Regions from separate parts of the Homo sapiens genome. Here regions 1 and 3 are each linked to region 2. Evidence: chromatin loops called from intact Hi-C (ENCODE). Cell type or tissue: endothelial cell of umbilical vein. All regions are shown on one strand.

Region 1 (8,000 bases), 65 kb before region 2:
AAACATGTCTCCTTTTTAAAGTCAAAGGGGCCTTTGGAGACTGGCTGTGCCCTGCCCATCGGAGGAAGGGTGGCCCTGCCACGAATGTCCCAGACTCACCTGCGACATGTGCACCACCTCAAACCAGCGCAGGATCCCCGGCAGCTTGTATGCAGTCACGAAGGAGGTTCTCTCAATCCACATGGACTGTCCGTGGGCAGAGGGGTGGCAAGGGCAGGAAAGCAACAAACACATTTATGAAACCTGGGTATCGGAGAAGCTTGGCAGAAACCCAGCCAGGTCCCCGGGCCTCCCATCTACCCGAAAGCAGAATAAATATTGCAAGACCCAGAAACACGCTCTCACCTTACCCTTAAGAATTCTTTCCCAACATTAAGTGTAAGCTCTCCCTGGACTTAGGCCAAGTAAGTACTAACCTGGGTTTATTAGCAGTCTGAATTTTTAGGCAATATTGAATGTGTCCATTTGTTTTCTCGGGGAAGGGTTCCCAGTGTTCATTAGACTCTCAAAGAGGCAGTGGCTCCAAAAATATTAAGAATTACTGTCCAGGCCAAAGAGCTGAGACTTGGAGACACCTCCTTAATCCAGTCTTGTTTGAATCCTAGCTGGACACACACAGAGGAGACTAGCACTCAGGGGACAGTGATGACTACATTGCTGTGGCTTCTTACTGGTGTTTGCTGGAAGGTTTGATTTTATCAACACCCCTTCTTAGCCTGAGGGTTTCTACGTGCTGGCAATGCCTGAATGCCCTGTGGTTGAAAAAGTGCCTCTGACATGAGGCCTGGGTTCTGTATTAAGGGGAAAAAGGCTCAAGAAATAAGGACACAGGCCCTAATGGAAGAGATTGGGGAACGGACGTCATGGTATCCATGGAGGTTGGCTTTATTTTCTCTGGCTTTCTATCAAGTTCCTTCCCATTCTGAGGCTGGCCGATGCATGCTCTGGTTCCTCCAGGTGGCTCCAGGGAATGATCAAGGGTAGGGAAGATACTCACAGCAAACTCATTCTCTGGGTCTACGGTCCCCCTGCGCACGGGCCGGGAGTAGTGGAACCTTTGCACGTAGTTGGATTTGTAGAAGCTGAAAGACAGGAAGAGGCTGAGGCTCCTGGTAGCCATCCCCGGCTGCTGACACCCGATCTGACCCTGCACTGTCCAGGGAGGTTCATTACAGTAAACTTCAGGCCTGGCAGAGTCCCTTGTGGTGCATTTAAAATCAAGGTCTGTGTTCTGGGCTCCGTAAGAGTGACTTTTGCACAGGCTTTCCTGACAAGGCAATTTAGAAGGTAGACTGGTCTTGTGCCCCTTTGAGAACATAGTACCCCTAGAGTATCCAGGCAATTGGAATTCTAACATTGATGGCCTAGGTCATGATTTCCTGTGATCTGCAACAAAGGAGCTGAGGTCTGAGCCTAATTTCCCAGAGGTGTCCTCAAAGGATTTCTTTAGGTGTCCCAGCCAACCCCCTAAATCAGTCTCCCTGAATCGTTGGTGAGATTCTAACTTCAGGGCCAGCAGAACACCGTGCTAGCTGCACAGTTATTGTCCCCTGCTCATGGGTGCCTGTCTGAGAAGGTGAGAAGGTGAGGGGAGGTTAAGACCCAAGCTGAGCTCCACCTGCTCTGCTGTGGCACTTCGTGAGGCTGCTGGGAGGGGCTGCCTCTCCCTGAAGGGTCCTTCATCTTGCAAAGCAGATCCTGTTTCTGACTGTCCCATCCAGAGGGGAGGACCTACTCTAAGACACTCAAGTGCTCCATTACAACCTGGGCATGGGGTAGGGGGAATGAGCTGGGCAGCTGGGAGGCATACAGCCTTGGGTCCCACAGAGGCCCCACCTTGTGGCCTCATCAGTGACTTTGCAATCTGATCTAGAACAGGTGGACATCAGCCTTCACGGCACTTCCTCTACTGTTCCTTTATCAGAGCCTGAACACACCATTGTCAATGTACAACCTTCACAAATGCTGAGGAGATGTCCCTCTGGGAGCATGTGCTCAGCATGGACAAGGCCCCCTGTCTCCACCCTGCCTATCACTTGCCCAGCCACACTCTGTCTGTGGACTCCCTGGGGCCACTCTGAGATCAACCTGAGCAACAAATAGGCTGACTGCATCCAGTTGAGCAAATGCTCGATGCTTGCTGAGGATTTGCTGAGCCATAACCCTGGCTCTCCCATCCTTCCTGGCTTCAGCCTTGTCAGGGGCAGAGCCCAGCTAATTGGAGGGTGATTCTTTGCCCAAGAGGAAAAGGGGGGAAAAACTGGCTAAGATAGAGAAGGAACTAGAAAGACACTGGGGTCTGTTCTGCCACCAGCTCAGTTTGGTGGCCCCAATGGGTTCTCTTCCCCATCCTTCTTCCCTGTGGACAACGAGTCTTACTTTATAATCTGGTCAGGCACTGGCTTATTCTTGAACCTGGGATGTTCATCCAAGACAGGCTGGACAGTGAAGCACTGGATATCTGGAATCCCTGTAGTTAAGGACTTATATCTGTTGGCTGCGGGGACAGTTTTAAGTATAGCTGGTCCTTGCTGAGACCTTCCAGGCCAGCCTTTATGGGGCCACATTTTTACTGAATGATGAACCTCAGGTTGCTGGCTGCCCACTAGGCACTAATGACTAGTTAGTCACTGAGGTCCTTATCAGTGCTGTCACCCTGCAACCTTATGCCAGGGCTCAGCCCCTACAAACAGAGTTGTCTAGTGGTGTTTAATCATCATCATTGCTATATTATCATTAATAATAATACTATTGAATGAATTTATAGCTCTCAAATCAATTGCAGAGTACATCTTCCCATGATCTCATTTGATCTCCTCAATTCCACTGAGTTGCCTTATTAACCTAAATTGTCCCCTTCGAGGCCAGAGAAGCCAGGCCACTTGTTGAAGGTCACACAACTTGTAAGAACAGATCCGAGTTTGTATTTAGGTCTTCTAACTCTAAGCTCAGAATTCTTTCACTCTGGACTCACTACTCAAAGGCGGCCCTTTGACCAGTAGTGTCAGCATTACCCGTAAGTTTGTTAGAAGTGGAGACTCTGGACTATCTGAGAACCAACTGAGTCCGGATCTGTAAAAGATCCTTGGGTGAAACATATGCATGCTAAAATTTGTGAAGCACTGCTATAGAATATGCAAATAAATGTCATTTTGCACCCCAACTCTGAAAATTTGAAAGCAACTGCCTATGGCAGGATGGTAAGGAGCTGTGTTCAGACAGTGGAAAAGAGTCCCATGGTGGATTAGTGATGCCTGCAACAGGCACAGATATTGGAAAAGCACTATGTGGGTCAGACCCTTGTCATGCCTCTTCTAGGTCTGTCTTTAGTCCTTTTAAGCTGACAATATGGCAAACTGAATGAAAAAAGTCAGCGGTCACTGGTCCCACTCCTGACCCCTCTTCCCTTTCCCTACCTCCCATTTCTTCTTTACCCACGTCTTTTATTTAGGTATTCAAGGTCTTTCCTCCCTCTATTCTACCCAATGACCACCATGACTCCAAAAAATCTTTTCCTGGGCCTGACATGTCTGCCAACTAAGGAATCAAGAACTCCTCTGGCTAGCATTCAAAGCTAGGCCAGTATGGCCTTCACCCATTTTTTCATCATTATCTGGATATCCAATGGATCCTACTACTTCCTTTCCTTGGAACATTTTCCCTTATCAGCATCCCTCTCTTGTGAACCCTTTGGACAGATGTCAAATACCACAGTCCATGAAAACAATTCACCCCCCAGTTAGGAGTTGTTTTCCTTCCTTTGGCTTTCCACAGCCTTCGTCTTTGCTTCTCTTAGGATCCACCCTCCAGCTCCTTGTAGGCTTCCTCATCCCCCCAGCCCACCTCACACCCTCCATCCTGCCCAGATTGTGAGCTTTTTCATGGCAGAGACTATGGTTCTTTCACACATAAGAAATGACCAAAACCTAGTTCCAAATTAAATTGAATTGCCTCTGTCTGATGAACTTACTCTATGCTAAGAAGTTAGGTGTTTCATTGATTTACTTCTGATGCCTGTTTCTGCCTTAAATAGATTTCTCTTCTTAAGAGATGGCAATGTTTAACACGAATGAATAAATCTCAGTGAAGGTATTTCTATGATTTTCAGGAAAACCATTTTCTTTCTCAAGCCATGTGGCCAACAGCCTGCTCTGGGAAGAAAATCACTCTGGATTAAGTCTAGGGCAGGGGTTGGCAAACTATGGCCCTGCGGTCAAATCTGGTTCACTGCCTGTTTTTGTAAGGCCCAGAGGCTAAGAAGAGTTTTCAATGGAGGGAAAAAGAGTATTTTGTAACGTGAAAATGATAGAAAGTTCAAATGTTAGTGTCCATAGAGTTTTATTGGAACACAGCAATACCCGCGCATTTTTGGGTTTTCAGTGGCTGCTCTCCCACTACAACAGCGGAGCTGAGTAGTTGTGACAGAGACTGCATGGGCCACAAAGACTCAAATACTGCCCATCTGATCCCTTCCAGAAAGTTTGCAGACCCCTGTTTTAGAGAAGGTTCTAGGTCATGTTTACTGATCTTAGCCACTGGTGTTGGCCCAAGAGGAGAATCCAAATCTGTCCTAGGGAAGCCCGTGACACAAGTCCCCTGAAGTTGTACCAGGAGGATGGCTGGTGAGGTTGTTATGCCACAGGCTGAATGTATGCGCGGAACTGGGGCCCCAGAGGGCTGGGCAACTGCAGACTCCCTACAAAGAGACTTTGGCTTTCAATTATCATTTCCTACTTGGATACCTAAGTGAGAAATGAGATCTGTCACCCTCTCAGACTGCTTATCAGCTTTTTAACAAGTGAAGGCAAGAGAAGAGAGCATTAAGAACTCAATGTTTTGTCAAAAAGTAGGCCTGAGTTCAAATCCAAGCTCCATCACTTCCTAGTTGTGACCTTGTGCAAGCTGCTTAAATTCTGTGAGCCTCAGTTTTCCTATTAGCAAAATGCAGGAAAGCAATAATACCTAACTTGTATAAGTATTGGAGGGTAAAACAACAATGCGTGTAAAATGCCTAGTACATGGTAAACAGTTAATAAAGAGAATGCTGTTCATCAATCTTTTTAAAAAGGATGATGTACTAGAACATAGTTTTTGAAACAGACAGATCATGGGGTTCAAGTACCAGTTCCATCACTAACTAGCTTTGTAACCTTAGGCAAACCACTTTACATCTCTGCCCCACATATTTCTTGTCCATGAAATAGGGAAAATTAACACTCCCCTTAGAGGGTTTTATAGGATATAAAGCCCTCAGTCTCAAGAAAAGGACATTTAGCAAATATTAGCCCTTCCCCTTTTCTTTTGCACCTGCCTCCTGGCACTGAACCAGGGGAGATGTTGTGTCCCAGGAACACGTACTCTCTCCCTTGCCTCATGTTAAAAGGCCACAGAGCTGTTCAATCCCAGGAGATCCACTTAGAAAAGCCTTAGAACTAATCCTATGTCTCGCCTATAACCAAATTCATATTTGTAACCAGCCCAGCCCACCACCAGTTGCATTTGATCCTGCAAATAACCATGGTAGAGCAGGTACGCAGGGCAGGCAAGCATAATGAAAAGGTTACAGATGAATATTTACCACCGGAGAGAAGAATATTTGGATTAAAGTACAGCAGACTGAGCAGACCAGACTTGCGACCTGTCAACCCCATTTTAAAGGCTGTAACTTAATTTGTGCTAAACGGTGCAATGCTGGGAGTTAGGCTGAGTTAATGTGCTCCCTGGCTCAGCAGTTGGCCCTATCCTTGCATTTATATGCTCCCTGCCATGCGAATCCTGTCTGTTGCCCAGCACTGGCTGCTGGCCCACTAAAGACCATGCTTGGCCACACTGACACCCACTTATACGGCACCCTAATATCACCCCATGTGACTTCTGTGTACTATGTACTCCAAGTGAGCTGGCTACTTCTCTGCCTCCTTCCTCCCTTTCTCTATTTATTTATCTCTTTTCTTCTTTCCTCTTTCTGTGTTGTTTTCTTTTTATTTCTATTAATCAACAAATATTTACTGGGAGTCACTTTGTACCAGGCACGAGGGAGTGGGGGACTTAACTGCAGGGAGCAAGCCAGGGCAAGCATCTTCCCTCGTGGAGCCGACATTCTAGCTCACCTCCATGCACGTTTAAAAAGCACCAGAGATAATGGCAAATTGAGACAGATTTTCCAAAGAAAACGGAGCTTGAGATACCAGGGTCATGAAGAGTTCAGAGAAGGCCACATTAGACAATAGAAAGGCCATGGCAGGCCTCTTCCAGAAGGTGACGCCAAGCTAGGATCTGATGGGTAAGAGACAGCTAGTCATGTAAGGAGCTGAGGAAGGGCATCCAAAGCAGAGGGAACAGAGAACATGAATGCTCAGAGGCAGGAACAAGCTGGGCATATCACAGGAACAGAAACAAGAACCCTGTGGTCAGAGGGATGTGAGAAAGGGAAGGAAGGATGGGGGTGGGGCTGACGTTGGACAGGCAGGCAGGGGTCAGATCATGGATGGCCTTGCAGGCCTTGCTTAGCAGTTTTGATTTTATTATGATGGCAATATGGCGTCATTTCAGTTTGTGGAGCCTGCTATGCTCCTTCCTGCCAAAGGCCTCTGCACACAAGTGTTCTTCCTTCTGTCTGGGATATTCTCCCCACTTCCTGCTAAGCTTTGGTTGCTAGTAATCTCAAACATCACCTTCCTCAAGGAAACCTTCTCTCCTTTCCCAACCACAGTACTCTGCATGGCTTCCTCAAGGCACAGATTATATTTTTGTAAATAAATATGGAATAGTGCAATTAGTCACTTAACGCCTCTTTTACTTGCTACACTGTAAGCTCCCTGAACGTAGGACCACTTTGTGAATGAAAATCTCCAGTCCCTTGCACCTTGCTTAGCATAGAGTCAGGGCTTGAGAGTATTCAATATAAGAATGAATTAGTGAGTGAGTGAATTAATCAATGCATGCAACATTTACAATGTATTGAGATAGGTTCTTTGGATCTCATCTCAAATATTTACTGGGAGTCACTCTGTACCAGGCACCGTGGGAGATGGGAACTTACTGCAGGGAGCAAGTTGGAGCACGCCAGAGCAAGCGTCTTTCCTTATACAGTTGACATTCTAGCTCACATTCATGCACTTTTTGAAAAGCACCAAAGGGAGACAAATTTTCCAAAGCAAACAGAGCTCAAGATGCCAGGATCATGAAGAGTCCAGAAAAGGATCCAAAGAACATGGATCCAAAGAACATGTTGCATGTTCCTGCAACATGGCGCCACTGCAATGATTCTGGCAGCAGCCCTGAGCTCTAAGGTGGGTCTTTGTGGGCTGCAGCCCTGGCAGGGCTGCTCAGGTCTGGCCCCTTGGCTAGGGCATTCTCCAAGGATACACTGGCCTGGGGCATTCTTCACATCATCTCCCGGGGCAGAGGTGGTGTTCATCTTCTCTGCATTGGGGAACTGGGTCATCAGCTGCATCTGGAAATCTTCTCTTCGCTCATATTCCTTCCCGCGGTAGATGAACACTTTGTTCTGCAGAGAAAGGATGCTCATTAGAGATTTGGGGACCCAGGTGTGAAGAAAGGGGCCAAGCAAAGCTGGGGAGCTTGTAAAATGACCACGGTCCATGGGGATGTCCAGTGCATCACTCTCCTCTTGGTTTCCCCACAGGGAAAGGAAGGGCTCAACTCACTGACCTAGCAGAGGCCATCACTACTTTAAAGGGTCTGGGTCTAGAGGAAGGGAAGATCATGGATGCTGAGAACTTTCTTCTTCTTACCATCCTATGTACAGCTTCCAGAATAATTACTCACTCAGGTTTCACTGTGTCACACCCACTCTCCTATATACATGGCCACAACATTTCCCCGTTGCCTGTAATGGGCCATGTGGGCTGGACCTGTGGGCTGGAATGGTTCAGCATTCATATCCTCATCACCTGGCTTCTGGCTCTAAGCCTGTGAAAACACACTCTTTATCCTTCCTGACCATGTTAGTCTTTTATAGATCAGTGGTTCTCAAC
Region 2 (8,000 bases):
TTAAACTTGTCTCCAGCCTCAAAGGCCAGCCTAATGACCGCGAATTGATTTGCCCCTGTGCTGATGATGGGGATTAGTAGCAGGTAAATCAAAGTTCCTCCCTTTCTCTAGAGTCTTTCATAGCCACACACTGGAAATCAGAATATCACTTAACTTTGGGTGCCCATGTTTGGGTTTGGAAAAGTAAGGCATTTTTCTTCTCATTTTTCTTGTTTTTTTTTTAAAAACAGTAATTGGCTGGGCACGGTGGCTCACGCCTATAATCCCAGCACTTTGGGAGGCCGAGATGGGTGGATCATGAGGTCAGGAGTTCGAGACTAGCCTGGCCAACATGGTGAAACCCCATTTCTACTAAAAATACAAAAATTAGCTGGGCGTGGTGGCGAGTGCCTGTAATCCCAGCTACTCGGGAGGCTGAGGCAGGAGAATTGCTTCAACCAGGGAGTTGGAGGTTGCAGTGAGCCGAGATCACACCACTGCACTCTAGCCTGGCAACAGAGCGAGACTCCGTCTCAAAACAACAACAATAATTGTACTTAAAGCCTAAGCACTCATATGGTAAAGTGGGTTAGGACGAAAACACACTCAACTCTATTACTCTCAACAATGAACCTGAATTGTTGAAAACAAAGTTCGTTATCAGATCTCAACCTAGCACTTGCTGTGTCTCGTCTGTGTTGCTTAGCGGCTGTATAGGAGGAAGAACAATCCCAACCATGGTTTTCAACTGCCTGCCAGGCTCCATGCTAGGGCTTTGCATGGATTCTTTCCTCTGTTGCTTTTGTTTTTCTAATGCTCACATATCTCTGAGTTAGATATGGTTTCCACTTTAGAGACGTGAGTTTAGGTAACTTTCCCAATAGCCCAGCCAGTACATGTAAAATCAGGATTTACATGAAGTTACACGGCCTGCAGAATCTAGGTATTTAACCACAGGGCAGTTCTGTCCACAGGGACATCTCTGTAGTTCTGTTCAATCCAAGCCGTGAGCTCACTTTATTAATAATGACAATGATGGAAGCATCAATTGCCATAATTCATATGGCCTGTGCTAACAGTTCTACAAACATTATTTCATTTAATTCTATAAACTGAAATAGGAGCTACTGTTATACCCATTAAACATAAGAGGAAACTGAGTCTTAGAAAGAGCAAATAATTTCCCCACATTCAAACAGCAAAGAAGCAGAAGAGTCCAGACCCAAACTCAGGTCTGTCTTTCTCTAAAGTGTTTTCAGTTAACCAGAAGGACACACTGGCTCCTTGAACTTCCGGCACTGGCATGCTTCCACTAATGCCTGCCATGCACGCAGCCCTTCGCACTTTGTCCGCATCATTCTGCTGCCTGCCTACAGCTGACTGGGTCCAGAGCCAACACGTGACTCAAAGCAGTCTTGTATGGGCTGGCCAGCAGCCCATGGGTGGTCTTATGGATATAGCACTGTGCAATGGAAATACCCAAGCCTGGACAGAAGTAGATCCATCCTTTCAAATAGCCCACAAGGAGGGAGAACGCAGTCTGAGCCTTGAGCAGAAGCCATGGGCAGATGATTCCATGAGGAACCAGAAGCCATATGCAATAGAGCAGGGAACAGATAAGTCAGCTGTTGTGAGTAGGAAGAAGCTGGCAGAAAGAGGAGCCAAACCCAGGCTTGCTACCCTCAAAACTGTTCCATGTGAGGCCTCACAGAGCCTGCTGGCTCAAGTCCCCAGTTTCCTACTTCTCTTCATGTGGCAGAACAAATCCTGGTGTCAGGAGGCAGCCGAGAATAAGCCTATACACACTACATGTACTACTCCCTGGCCCAGGCCCAGGAATGGAAGGTGCACACAGAGTCCTACAGGCGCTGCAAGCCTGCCAGGGTCACCTTCCCACTCAGCCACTCTTCTGAGCTGCGGCCGTGGGCTGGGTGGTTGACCTCTGTGAATCTCAACTGCCCCATCTGTAAAAGGAGCCATGTGTGAAGACTAAATGAGCTGCAGTACATGAAGCAGGGGCCCAGTGCCTGGGCACACAGATGTCCTCAGTACATGTCAGCTGTTGTTGTTATGGTTATCCTTAAATGCCCATGGCCTCGAAGTTCTGGGGCAGGAGGATATGAGGCTGATAATACTCCCATGTGACAACACAGCGTGGACCATGCCCACAGGCAGTATCATGTGAACAAAAGAGGGGAGAGGAGGCGGACATGCCCTATCTGGTGAGATTCACCAAGGGAGAGAAAAGGCCACTCCAAATCCCAATCCCCTGTCATTCATGGGATGTAGTTGATTCTACTGGTTAGAACTAAAGATAAAAGCATTGGCTGGGAGACACAGACATCCCTCCTCTTGAGCCGCTGGGATACCTATTCTCCCACAGAGCATTTCAGTGCCTCCTTTACAACACACAAAATGCTCCATGGGCCAAAAGGTTCGAATGAATCAGCATATTCCAGCTCAGTGACAGGACACGGTTCACCCCAAGTGCCCGGAAACATTTTCTGCATAATTTGGGATTCCAGTTAGGGATGCAGCAGGCTCTGGGATCGGGATCCTGCAGCCAGCTGGATGTCAGGATTAGGTGTTCTTTGCTGATTAATGAAACCATGAAGAGGTAAGCTGGGCATGGTGGCTCATGTCTGTAATCCCAGCACTTTGGGAGGCTGAGGCAGGTGAGTCACCAGAGGTCAGGAGTTCGAGACTAGCCTGGCCAATGTGGTGAAACCCTGTCTCTATTAAAAATACAAAAATTAGCCAGGCATGGTGGCGTGCACCTGTAATGCCAGCTACTGAGGGGGCTGAAGCAAGAGAATCACCGGAATCTGGGAGGTGGAGGTTGCAGTGAGCTGAGATCGTGCCATTGCACTCCAGCCTGGGCGACAGAGTGAGACTCTGTCTCAAAAGAAAAAGAAGAAGAAAAAAAAAAACATTAAGAGGGTTCTTTCTTTCTGGATTACATGGATTGGAGGAGGTGGGGACCCCAAAAACGAATAATCACTACAAATTAAGGTAGGTAGGATGAAGGGAAAATGGGTGTCAGTGATTCATCAGCACACTGATGGAACTACCATATGAAAAGGTAGACAAGATCCAGCCCAGATTTGCTGCTTCAGTGAAGTAGTTTGGCTATACCCAAACCATAGAAATAGAAATATAAAATAAAAATAACTAACATTTATGAAGCGCTTGCTATGTGTCAAACACTATTCTAACTACTTTCTACATATTACTTCATTTTAGTTCCCACAAATATCCTTGTGGTAGGTATCATTATTAGCCACATTTTACAGTGAGGAAAACAGAGTCTAGAGTGGTGAAGGATCTTGCTCAGATGGAATTTGAATCCAGGCAGCCATAAGTCCTAACTGCCCTGTTCTGCCTCTGGTCTCTGTCTGGGCTCCAAATTCATGACAGCAACTGCAGCTTGCATTTCCATGGGAATATTTATTGTTTCCCCAGCTAGACCGTAAGCCCTCTGCCTTCTGGGACCATAGCTTAAATTGGCCTGTCCATTGCCTACAACCCTGGATGCTCATGAAATTCAATAAATATTTGGTGGTTGGCTGCATTTAGGGTAACTTTAGGGCTATGCATAAATCCTAAGCCTCCTCAAAATGTTGGATTTCTAGAGTGAGGTGCAGATGGAAGAGAGGTAAAAGAGGTTTCTAGGCATAATCTTGTTCATTTACAACATTATAAAGAACTTGATCATTTAAAAATTAACAACATCATGTAAATCAGATCTTACTGTGTTGCAGCTTACCAAAAAGAAAAACACTCTAACAGGAAGTATTTCTTGCAGGAGATGTGTCACTATGTCTGCATACGCAAACAGTACACAGCTGGGGAGACATTAAAATCTAGAAAACTCCACTCCCTTTTCCAACAAACAGATAAGTAAATAATAGATGACTAATGCATACATAACACAGAAATCATAAGTGATAATAGAAAAATTATAAAAACAGGCCAACTATCATAACATACAGATCATGGAAGGAAGGAAGAAAAGTTAGTTGGAATGTCCAGACATACTGACAAGTGAAGTTGGCCCTGACCACATGAATAAGTTGCACCTTTTTGGAGAAAAGAAAATGGTATTCTGGGGAACACTGGTCTGGCATAAGTCATGGTACCTGTTCTGTTTATCTAAATTGGGTTGAAATTGTTCACTAGTGGCATGACCTTGGAGAGTCATTTCACCTCTCTGGGCAAAATGCACTTAATAATATGGAGATTACTTTGGGAGGCCGAGGCAGGCAGATCACCTGAGGTCGGGAGTTCAAGACCAGCCTGACCAACAGGGAGAAACTCCTTCTCTACTAAAAATACAAAATTAGCTGAGCATAGTGGTGCATGCCTGTAATCCCAGCTACTTGGGAGGCTGAGGCAGGAGAATCACTTGAACCCAGGAGGCGGAGGTTGCAGTGAGCTGAGAGCATGCCATTACACTCCAGCCTCGGCAACAAGATAGAAACTCTGTCTCAAAAATAAATAAATAAATAAAACAATAATAATAATAATAATACAGAGATTAAGAGCATTGTTTTCAATGAAATGGCTTCTGTTTCTTTTCAGCAATGCAACAGGAAGTATGTTACTTATCTATTCTGTACCTCAGCTTCCTCTTATATAATGCGTGGATTATAGTTGTTCTACATTATAAAGTTGTTGGGAGGATTAAATGAACTAATTTCATGTAAAGCCTTTGCAACAGTGATGGATCTCGGTACTTAATAAATGTTAGCTATTATAATATACAAAATGCAAAAATAGTGAGAACATTTCATGTGTTCTATAAACATAAGAGATCATTTTGGCCAGAAGATGCAGGAAATCTTCGAACTAAGCTATGTGCCTGCAAGCAGAAAAAAGCAATCTTTTCTGGTTGACATTAACACATGCTTCTTTAGTCTAAAGCTAAGTTTGTTGTCATCACCTAGTGATGGCAACGCTATTATTATTGATATTTTCCTTGATCCTGGCACTGTGCTAAGGAGTAACTCATTCTATCCTCGTACACACAAAGCAATTTTCATGAAATAGAAACTACCATTATCCCCATTTTACAGACTAGGAAACTAACACTCCAAGAGGTTAAATGACTTCCCAAGAAAGAGAAAGTGGCAGAATTAAAGAGTCTGAAGCCCAGGCTGTGTTCTAGAGTCTAACTTTTTTCTTTAATGTACAAAACATAAGTACTTGGCTGACCCTTAAGAGATACAAATCTATGATTTCTATTTAGGAGAGATTTCCAATGTATTAGGTCCGTTAGGAAATTACATTCTAATTTTCTAGGTATAAAGAAATAAGGATTACTGTATCATTTCTGGGGGCCTCTCCCAAAAATGACTAAAGTTTGAATGAAGCTGGGATTTCAGGAGGAAATATTCCTTCAAAGCACTCCCATGGGACCCAGCACATGTTTCTTCCAGAAGGACCGTGTGGACAGCTCAGAAGGGGAAGTTGCCTGGCCAGGGCTCCAACCCCAAGACCCTGGATCAAGGCTGGACATCTGTGCATTCACCTGCCCATTATTTAGTCCTCTTTCTGGTAACAACTTCTAGATTTTCCTTTGAAGAACTACTCTCTCTGCTTCTTTCCTTATTCCCTGACTTTGTGGTTTTGGTAGAACTGACCCAGTTCCAAAGGCGGGTCATGAAATCCAAGCCTGACTTAATAGCACATTTCATTTGGCTGGCCGCAGAGGTCCATGGATGGGCATGTAGCTCAGGCCAGACCTTTGAAGAGTGGCCTCAGGATTTTTTCTGTACCTATAGGAAAAGAAGCCTTTTCATTCTATTGTGGTTGAAAATACAACAAGGAATATATCTGCAACTTCTAGAGCCCATTTTCCCCACTAAGAGAGCATCTGCCTGAGAATCAAGTAAATAGAAAAAGCAGAGAGAGACACACACACAGATTCCCTACATTGCTATTTGAGCACCTAGATACATCCATGCCTGAAGCCACACCTCAGGGCTCTTTCAGTTATCTGTGCCAATACATTCTCTTTTTGCTTGGGCAAGTTTGAGTTAGTGTTTGCTCTTTCCCTTCCACTTCAGAGAATTCTGATTTTGTCTTTTTAACTTCTCCCCTTATTCTGCCCTCTAGGGATATTTCTATCTTTGCCAGACAATGCTTGGTTTTTTGATATAAAACAAGAACAATAGGTAGAGGGAGATAAAACTAGACACCAGTATAAGTTGAAGGGCTTTCCATGAAAGAATTTAAAACAAATAAAATAAGCCAAAGGAAAGCAGGGAGAAAGAAAAGAGAAGAACCAAAAAGATGCTGTTTTAAAGGAACTGATCGGCAGGATTTGAGAATCAGGTTCTGAGAGAGGCTTGGGGAAATCCAAGGAATATTAGAAATAAACCCAAGGGAATATTAGAAAAGATTAATGAATGTTATAATTTGGATTTTACTTTGGTGAAATGATATAAGAAACCTAGGAGCAGAGACTGAAATTGTTTAGAATTACTTTTATCTCTTGTTGTGTTGGGCCATAGGACATCTAAGCTATACTTGGGTTACACTGATAGTGTAGGAGATGTTAACGGGTATTATAGATACACACATAGACACACCAAATGCACATCCTATGTGCAAATGGATGGGCAAATGGAATGCTGTACCCTAAATCCTCCTCTTAGAAAAAAATCACATTAGCAAATTAAAAGCTTGAAGAAGTCCTGCAGCATGGAAATCTGTTCAAATCTGTTTAATTTAATGCTTCCTAAACTTATTTTACCATGTCACAGAATATATTTTATTACTTTTTAAAAATTAAAATAATATATTTTTAAAATGCTTTTCTAAGATCTCCTGTCCCAAGAGTGAACGAAAGGCTTCAGAGATGAAGTATGATATTCTAACTGGGATTTGAAAAATGGAGAAGTTGGAGACGATTTTTTGAGTAGCTTCGATTGGTGAGGAGTCCTTCCCTGGGTTTAAAGATAGAAAGAAAGCATGCCTTAACACTTTAATTTCTTTTCAGCAAGGAGAAATTGTCCCTAATTTAACCCAAAATAAGTGATCTTTGAAGTGAGGGCTGGGTAAGGTAGCTTTGCGGAAGCAGGTAGCAGCTCACCTGTTTTGAACCATGCTCATGGCCATCCAGTCTCCAGGGTACACGTTCTTTCCAATGAGGTCCTTGAACATGATGAAGGTCTCCATCAAGAAGTCCTGAAACAATGAAGCACAGCACACATGTCATCCTGTTTTACAGGAACTCAGAGCTTGTTGGCTCTTCAAATTTTTTTGCTATTATATTTTGGAGGGAGGAAAAGGGAAGGGACACAGCCTTTCATTAACTAAATTAAATGGAAGCTTAAAGATTGAATGCTGGAATGCTGTTTCCCAAATGTCAGTGGAACATGAATATGGGATGCGAAAATGTTCTCAAAATAAAGCACTATTAATTCCATCTTTGGGAATAAAGAAGTAAATGTACTCATTGATGTGGCAATTTTATAATCATTTTCACAAATATGTATTTGAGAAGGAAATAATCTCACTGTATGAAAGCATCTCAGGTCATTGAGCAAATAAACTCTTATTAAAATGAACATCTAATTAGCAGTGCTGTAAATACAGCTAATTCATATGTCACACACATACACACACACACACACACACACACACACACACACACACACACACACGAGCAGATTAGCTGAGACACAATGACAGGAACTCTTCCTCTCCTTTGAAGAGGTTCTTAGCGGACTTCAGCACCCTTCACTAGATTTTGCAGTGAGCCATACTTTTTCTCCATCTTTGGAAAACACAAATTAAAGCAAAATCTGGAGGCCAGGCACGGTGGCTCCCACCTGCAATCCCAGCACTTTGGGAGGCTGAGAAGGGTGGATCATGAGGTCAAGAGATTGAGACCATCCTGGCCAACATGGTCTCTACTAAAAATACAAAAATTATCTGGGTGTGGTGGCAGACACTGTAATCCCAGCTACTCGGGAGGCTGTGGCAGAATAACTTGAACCCAGGAGGCGGAGGTT
Region 3 (8,000 bases), 82 kb before region 2:
TGGGGGAAAAATTGCTTTCATGATGGTGACATAAAGATATTTCTGCTTACTTCTATTGGAGGTCTCCCAGAAATGACAAGGTGAAGGAGAAACTGAAATCTTCAGTGAAACTTGGAGACATTCATAAACCTGCCACACAATATGTGTGCCAGGAGGTGGGAGGACATAACTGACCTTCCAGAGCTTCCAGAGCAGAGGAGGGAGGTGGTGATAAGAAGCCAATCTGCCTACATGAAGCCAGGAGGGCCTCAGAGATTGGAGGCACCAGGTACTACAGAGAAGGCGGGTGAGCTGAGGGGCCAAACACAGAGGAATGTGTTGAAGTTCTGTATCAGGAGCAGTTAGATTGCCTGACTGCCTCACCCTGCAGCCAAGTGTTCTTTTTTCCCATTTTCCCAAGAAGGAGGAGTTTATCCTCTAGAACAATTAGAACAAGGAGCTCTGGGCTTAGGGGCATCAGGCACAACAGAAGGCAGAAGCAGAAGCCAGACTGCAAATAAGAAGTTGAAGAGAAAGTCTGCATTTGGGTCCTGAGAGCTCCACTTCCCAATTCCCAAATGGCCAGCAGAGTAGCAGCTGGGATTATCTTTCTATATAACAGCTTGAAGGGTCTGACTCTGGAGAATGTGAATGGTCCCATGTAGAGAGAGACGTCTGTGGGTCATTCCGTTGCCACACAGCAATGCTACCCAGTTGCCAAGGCCCTCTCTCTTGTACTCAGATTTTCTTTTTCTTTAGCCTTGCTCTTAACTATGAAGAGAATGCCAAGTATCACCAGACACTGGAGGAAAGTCTCCAATAGGAAAGACAGAGACCAGACCAACAGATAGGGAAGAAAGCAAATAAGGAAGAAAAGAAGGAAAGAATAAAGGAAGAAAAAACAGAATGAATTTGGAAGAAATAGAATAAAGAGAGCCTAAGAAAACATGTTTTTCTAAAAAATTTAACTAATATATAGGAACAGAAAAGATCCTTCATTCATGAAAAAGACAAAGATTTTATATAAAAAAGGAAGCTAATGGAAAAACTACATATAAATAGTAGTGAGATAAGGTTGTAAACGGAGATACATTTATGGCTTTAGTTTTACATATTAGAAAACACAGAAAATAAATTAGCTAAGCATCCATCTCAAGATATTAGTAAAAGAACAGCGAACTAAATTCAAAGGGAGAAAAGGAATGAAAATAATAAAGGTGAGAGTGGACACGAATAAAAATAGAAAACAAATTTACAACAGAGAGGATCAACAGAGCCAAAATTTGTTTCTTTGAAAAGATACAACATTAACAAACTCCTAAGAAGACTAATCAAGAAAATACAAGGTACTAATAACCAATATTAGGATTGAAAAACATAATTACAAGAAGTACAAACATAAAAGATCATAAGATGAGTGTATTACAAAAAGTTAACAAACAGAAAATAAAATTTAAAAACAATACCATTTACAATAGAATTTAAAATATCAAATACCAAAGAGCAGATCTAATAAGATATATGAAAGAAAATAAAATATGTGAAAACCACAAAATTTTGCTGAGAGAAATTAAAGAACTATATAAATGGAGAGCTAGTCCATGTTCATGGATGAGAAGATAGCCATTCTCTCCAATTTAATCTAATAGTTAATGTACAATTAATCCAAATCTCAATGTGTTTGGGAGGAGTGTGTAAACATTGGCAAGGTTATTTTAAAATTTATAGAGAAATACAAAGGACTTAGAAGAGGCAAGACACACTTGATGAAAAGCAACAATTGGGGTACACTGACTATTAGATTTCAAGACCTAAGATGGTGTGGTATTGGTATAAGCATGGACATAGACCGATGGATCAGAATAGAAAGTCCAGAATAGAAAAACACATATATGGTCAATTTGGGGGGTCAAAAGTGGGGGAAAATAGTCTTTTCAACACATGGTGCTAAAGAAATTGGAAATCTGTGTAAGAAAATAATCTGCCTCTTACTTTACATCAGTCAAAAAGGATCATACACCTAAATGTATAAGACAAAACAATAAAAACTCAGAATAAAACATAGGAGAATATCTTCATGATCTTGGGGTAGTTGCGGTTTCTTAAAGTGGACACAAAAGCACTAATCATTTAAAAATATGATAAATTAAACCTGACCAAAATTACAACTGCTGTTCATCAAAATACATCATTAAGAAAGCAAACAGACAAGCCAGACTAAGAGAAGATATTTGCAATACATATATTTGACAGAAGATGCATATCTAGAATATATAAACTCCTATAAATCAATAATAAAGAGACAACTAAATTAACAACATAAGTAAAAGATTTGAAAAAGTATTTCACAAAAGGGTAATCCAATTAGCAGTAAGCATATGAAAAGGTGCTGAACATCATTGCTCATGAAGGAAATGCAAATTAAAACTAAACTGAGATATCATTACACATCCACCAGAAGGACTAGAATTAAAAAAGACTCCCAGTATCAAGTGTCAGGGAGAATGTGGATCAACTGACTTAGAAGTTGTGTGGGAGTGAAAATTGATTTAGCCACTTTGAAAAACTGCTTCTTGTGTCCAGTAAGGTTAAATGTGCATGGCCCAGCAATTCCACTACTGCATGTATACTGAGGGAACTGGGTGCTTAGGTCCACCAAAAGGCACAAACACGAATGTTCATAGCAACTTTACTCATAATATACAACACCTGAAAACATCCAAATGTCCAACAGAACGGATAAATAAATTGATATATTATTGGTAATTTAGATACACATACAATAGATGACACTTAGAAACAACAAAAAAGTCAAACCTCTAGTATGTGTAACAACCCAGAGGAATCTCAAAGGCATTATATTGAGCCAAAGAAGCTACAGATACAGTAGTACATACTGTACTGTATAATACAATTTATAAGAGGTTCAAGAACAGGCAAAATAACCTAACCTATGGTGATAGAAGATTGGCAGTACCTATGAAAGCTGAATATCCTCACATGCTATGACCAAGCAAATCAATGCATAGGTATATACCCAACAAAAATTTTGCATATGTGTACCAAAAAAACACACAAGGAAGTTCAGAATAGCATTACTTATAATAGCCCCAAGCTGAAATAAACCCAATTCTCTATTAGTATAAAAATAAATAAATGCATTTTGGTATAGTTACATAAGCCAGCTGTACGGACTACTATATAGCAATGAAAATGAATGTGAATCATAGTTATGACTCATAAACAAAATGAATGACTTTCACAAACATAACATTGGGCAAAATAAGTTAGATACGAAAGACTGTATATTATGTGATTCTGTTTATATGTAGGTCAAAATTAAGCAAATCTAAACTATAGTGTTTAAGAATGAGTGTTTGGGTGGTAAAGTATTTTTTTTAAAGCAAGGAAATGATTACTATAAAAACAGAACAGTGCTCACTCTTAGGGAAGGAGGCCTAAGATAGGATTAGGGGAGCTAGCAGAATTCTATTTCATCTGGGTGGTGGTCAAACGGATGTATGTTTTTGATAAATCAGTGGGTTATATATTTTTATGTGTACTTTTCTGTACATAATATTTCACAACAAAAGCTTTAAAAGAAGAGCATACTATAGACATCTTTTTATGCCAAAAAATAGAAAGTCTTCAGAAAGAAAATAAATTAACAAGCTATCGATCTTGAAATCTGCAAAAACGTTGAACACCAAATGTACTTTGAAGGCTTCAGCATTTGTTCGGTTGCTAGAGGTACAAATACATTCACTCCCCTTGAAATCTAACCTTCTCGTGTTTTAAGTAAATTCAAAGTGTATTTGGCTTTGCAAAACCAAAATCCAACATAGAATTAAGCTCCAAGTGAGCAGGGAGCAGGCCCAATTTTGTCCATCACTATTACTGTTGCCTAGGACACAACAGAGGCTCAATAAATATAAGTTGCAAGAACAAACGGAATGAAACAGGTAGGGAAGAGCTAATCTGCTGCATGTGATAATGTTAAAAGGCTGCCTTCACTATGAGCAGGACTGCATCTTTTGCATGCGGGTGCCCATAGTTAGGGTGCCTGGGCGCTGGGTGGGAGGGATATGGCTGAGGTCAACCTCGTTTGGGGGTTAGGTGGGCCTCTGTATAGGTGGTCTCAGGAGCAGCGGGTGGTGCTAAGGAGAAGGCGGCCACTAGGGGGCGGTGTCTGAAGGCGCCTAGCTAACGGTTCTCAGAAGCCGCCACATCTAATAGAGTACATGCTTTCAAAGCCTTCCGGCTTTGTTGGTAATGTCCCTCTAGTAAGCTCCAAGACAGTAGTAGAATTTTCTTGGAAGGTACAGCTTGGTATTCGCTGTGCTGTGAAGCTGCAGTTCATTCTTTGGGTACAGTAAACACAGCATGGAGAAGCTGTTTCCAGAGGAGAAGAGGTCCCCAGTGGAGAGGACCAGGGCAATTGTATAGATTCAGAGTGACATCCAACAACTAAGCAAATCTGTATGACATGTTAGCCTTCCCTGAGGCCTCCCAGCAATATCTGAGGATGGGAACGAGTCAAAGCCTGGCCTTCCTGCTTCCCAAACTGGGGATGCTAAGGGAGAACATCATTATTTGAATAATAAAGGGCATGACGACCCCAGAAGGCTGGGGACCTGGGGGATATTTGGGCTTCACAGGTGGCACAAGGTAAAAAGAAAGAGAAAATTCCAGACAGACACACAACATGCATTCGGGAAAAGCGCGTCTGTGCAGTGCTTGGTGTTTCATTTTTAAAGCCCCACTTTGCATAAATTGGCAGAGGCAGAGAAGGACCTGAATTAGGAATTCTTATTTTAAGAAAAGAGGCTGCACCCAATGCTTCTCATTCCCTGATTTCCCTAGAGTAACAAAAACTCCCAACCACAAAAGCTTGCTTTTCTTTGCACAGTGACTGGCAAGAAGAAAGCGAGGGAGGGCAGGCAGCTGCAAGCTGCTACCACCTGCCCCTGCATCCACTGCTCACCTCCCGCCAGCTCCTGCCCTCCGGAGCCCACCCCTGTGTTCTGATGGGTGGTTTGCTGAGAGCCCAGAGTGGGCGAATGTCTGAGGAGGGGGCTGCTCTGGGCCTGGAGGGAAGCCTAGCCCTGTGTAAGCCTCTATGAGAGGGATCTAGCCGACTGTTGCTTCTGCAGGGAGATGGAGAATGAGACAGAAGAGGAAGAGAAGCCAAGAGAGGAGTAAGATGTGTGGGGGTGGGGGGCAAAAGACAGAGAGGCAAGGAATAGAAGTGCAGGCTTCTAAGAGAGAGAGGGAAAGACAGACAGATGCACAGAGAGAAAGAGAGAAAGGAGGAAAGACAGAGTCCACAGGAAGAAGAGGGATGCAAAGAGAGAATGGAAGGAGAGGCAGGTAAGTGGCCAGCCCGAAACAGCAGGGTGGTAACTTCTAAGCCCGTGGGCTGAGCAGCGGCTTGTGTGGGATGTAGACCCTTTGACTCACAACCACCCACACAAAGGCCTCAATTATTTTCAAAACCTGATATCCATCTGAGCATTATTGCAACAAAGTGGGTCAGCTCTAAAAGGAGGAGAAGTGGGAGTAGGGGCTCAAGTCTTCTATTATCAGATTGGCCTGTGCTGGGTGTCGGGGGAAGGTGCTGGTTTGGAGTGTGGGGGCCTGGTGTTTATTTGCATCCCGCTGTGAAAAGCCATCCCCTGAATTCAACATCAAATAAGATAATCTTGGCACCATCCAGCATAGCATTGCTGCCTGGCACCATGCAACACCCAAGAGTGCGATGCCCCAAATCTCTGTTCCAGGATGAACCTGCTCAGGTGTGATACAGAGTTGGAAGAGGGGCTGAAAAGCAAGGGACAGGAGGGCATGTGAATTCAGGCTGCCTCAGCTAGAGCCTAGCGTGGGGCAAGTGAACCACGGTGGGGGGAGAGGAAGGAGAGCAGCATGCTCCCCTGGCCAGCGCTGCCTCACCTGCCATGCAATCAGGTCCTTGAGGTGGGTCAGCTTGTCCTGGTCCTCAGGGTGGTCCCTGACATACTCTTCAGTGAAGAAGGCCTGGGGAGGACAGATAGGAGGTCAGGGTTTCCTGTTCATGTGGCATTTCACAGCCAATCTCTTTGGCACTGGGAGAAGATTCAATTTGAAAGGGGCAAGGATGAGGTCACAGGCATGTGGATGGAACAAGAGTAACAGGTCTGGAGAGACTGACATTGTTTTATCTGCTTTGAGGCTCAGATCAGCACCCAGTGGGAATGGGCTGCAAACTCTGGGGAAGCTGTTCTCAAAGTCAGGTTCCTGAGCCAGTAGCAGCAACAGTACTTTGGAACTTGTTAGAGATGCAAAGTCTCTAGCCCCAGCCCAGACAGCCTGAATCAGAAACTCTGGGGGTGGGGTGAGGACCCGTGTGTCAGGAAGCACTGTAGGGGATTCTGATGCTCCTTTCAAGTTTGAGAACATTGCTCTGTGGAAAATAATTCAGTAAGGAATCTCACTGGTGGGTGTTCCAGCTCACCTCATGGCCTCCCTCATTGCAAGTGACCCTGGCAGCCCCTTTCTGGGGCTCATGTCCTTAGTGTGTGCTCATGTATAAACAGACATATCCCATCACTGCTCAAGGCTGAGCAAAGGGTTACCAATGATGACTGCATGGGTATCTGAGGGTAGTTGGAAGGATTGATTAGGTGACTGGAATTATTGTCCCCAAATTATACTACTGTGTGGTATTCTTAGTTTTACATCAATGGATAACATAGGAAAGATAATAGGGAATTCATCAAAAGATTTGTTAGAATGAGGAGTTCATTTTTCCTTCAGTGTCTGCTAGGTGAAAACCAAGTAAGAACTTTCTACTCTATTTCAATGCCAAGAACAGCTACGTATCCTTACTGAGAAATGGGTATTTTTCCTTCCAGTGGATAATGTAACTCATATAAGTGATGCTATTTCCTTTTTTGCCGTGAACACCAGGAAGCTCAAAAATAAATCTGTGGCTCAAACATGTGGGGCTTTCTGGAGGGACCTTATGACCTTGATATCTAGATTATAGCTCCCCTTTTGGAGTTGATCTCTTAGTTTTTATGGCTTTTCACAGATTCTGAGTTTCATTTCTTTCCATTAGTATACATCATTTCACATCCTCTGTGGAAGAGGTGGGTTTATACAACTGGCACGTACTTTTATGGTCTGGCTCACACTCATCCCAGAGCCTTTCCTTAATAGAGCCACCTGAATCTGCCCAGTGAGATAAGGGGACCTTATGACCCCTGCCCCTTCCTGCCCCTCCCTGCCCCAGCACAGGGTATGGAAAAGAGGCTGGGAGGAAGACAGGAGCTCAGCTAAGACATGAGGCTATAGAAACATGAGGGCCAACCAAGCTGAGGGTCCCTCTGGGGACAAGGACAGTCAAAGTAGGATAAGTGACATGTACCTGCATCTGCCCCCTGGGTCCTCCCACCACTGCTCTGCTCACCGAGCTCCCCTAGACTTGGAGAACAGAAATCCTCACCTTCTCATACTTGGCGAAGCCTCCCATGACAGCAGGGTCCACAATCCCGTTCAGGAGCATGGAGAGTGGGTTGATGGGGAGGGTCTCATCACTCTGGTACTGGTTTATCATCATCAGGATCTTCTCATTGGCCGTGGACATGGTTTCTATGGCATTCTCCAGAGGACTAATTGTGGTCTGTTGAAAATGAGATCACCAAGAAGAAAGGGCCTTAGTTAAGTCACTTTAAAAACAGATATTATTGGTATTGATTTCACTTGGGGTGGGAATTCAAATGAGGCAATGCTCCCTAAGGGGCTGTAACAGGATCTTGTAATTACTGAGCTCTGGGGGCTGTCTGCTCTCTGGGGAGAGACAGGCTGGCTTTCTGCTTAGTGAGAAAGGGATTTCTTTGGGGAGGCAGAAGCAGGAAGTGTCAGGTACCTGCTGAGTGTGCCCCAGAGAAGGTTTTCTCTTCTTATTATCTGGGTGAAACACATGCCAATTCAACCCTTTCAGTATTGGTTGGGCAGATACTATGTGTGAGTTATTGGCCAGA

The links. Peaks named below come from ENCODE experiments on the same cell type or tissue, not always from the same donor. Only the 100,000 strongest peaks of a DNase experiment are listed, where the experiment ranks them.
Region 1: a loop joins it to region 2, with 3 times the contacts of the local background. A loop is called at or near these places in 2 of 110 quality-filtered maps.
Region 3: a loop joins it to region 2, with 4 times the contacts of the local background. A loop is called at or near these places in 4 of 110 quality-filtered maps.

What each region holds. Positions count from the first base shown.
Region 1 is chr5:170,049,766-170,057,765 of GRCh38, reverse strand. DOCK2 (dedicator of cytokinesis 2) reads right to left here. Exons shown (of 52, transcript NM_004946.3): 41 at 7,369-7,510; 42 at 2,380-2,461; 43 at 998-1,082; 44 at 100-186. Among named protein-coding and RNA genes, the nearest start is that of MIR378E, 25 kb to the right of the region's middle. In endothelial cell of umbilical vein, no CTCF peak of the experiment used is centred here; a DNase peak (open chromatin) is centred at 3,665.
Region 2 is chr5:169,984,998-169,992,997 of GRCh38, reverse strand. DOCK2 (dedicator of cytokinesis 2) reads right to left here. Exons shown (of 52, transcript NM_004946.3): 29 at 7,076-7,170. Among named protein-coding and RNA genes, the nearest start is that of INSYN2B, 8.5 kb to the right of the region's middle. In endothelial cell of umbilical vein, no CTCF peak of the experiment used is centred here; a DNase peak (open chromatin) is centred at 3,887; H3K27ac peaks cover 2,337 bases.
Region 3 is chr5:170,067,149-170,075,148 of GRCh38, reverse strand. DOCK2 (dedicator of cytokinesis 2) reads right to left here. Exons shown (of 52, transcript NM_004946.3): 45 at 7,463-7,639; 46 at 5,929-6,012. Among named protein-coding and RNA genes, the nearest start is that of FOXI1, 35 kb to the left of the region's middle. In endothelial cell of umbilical vein, CTCF peaks have their summits at 3,957 and 4,160 (motif pointing right); DNase peaks (open chromatin) are centred at 4,168 and 7,178.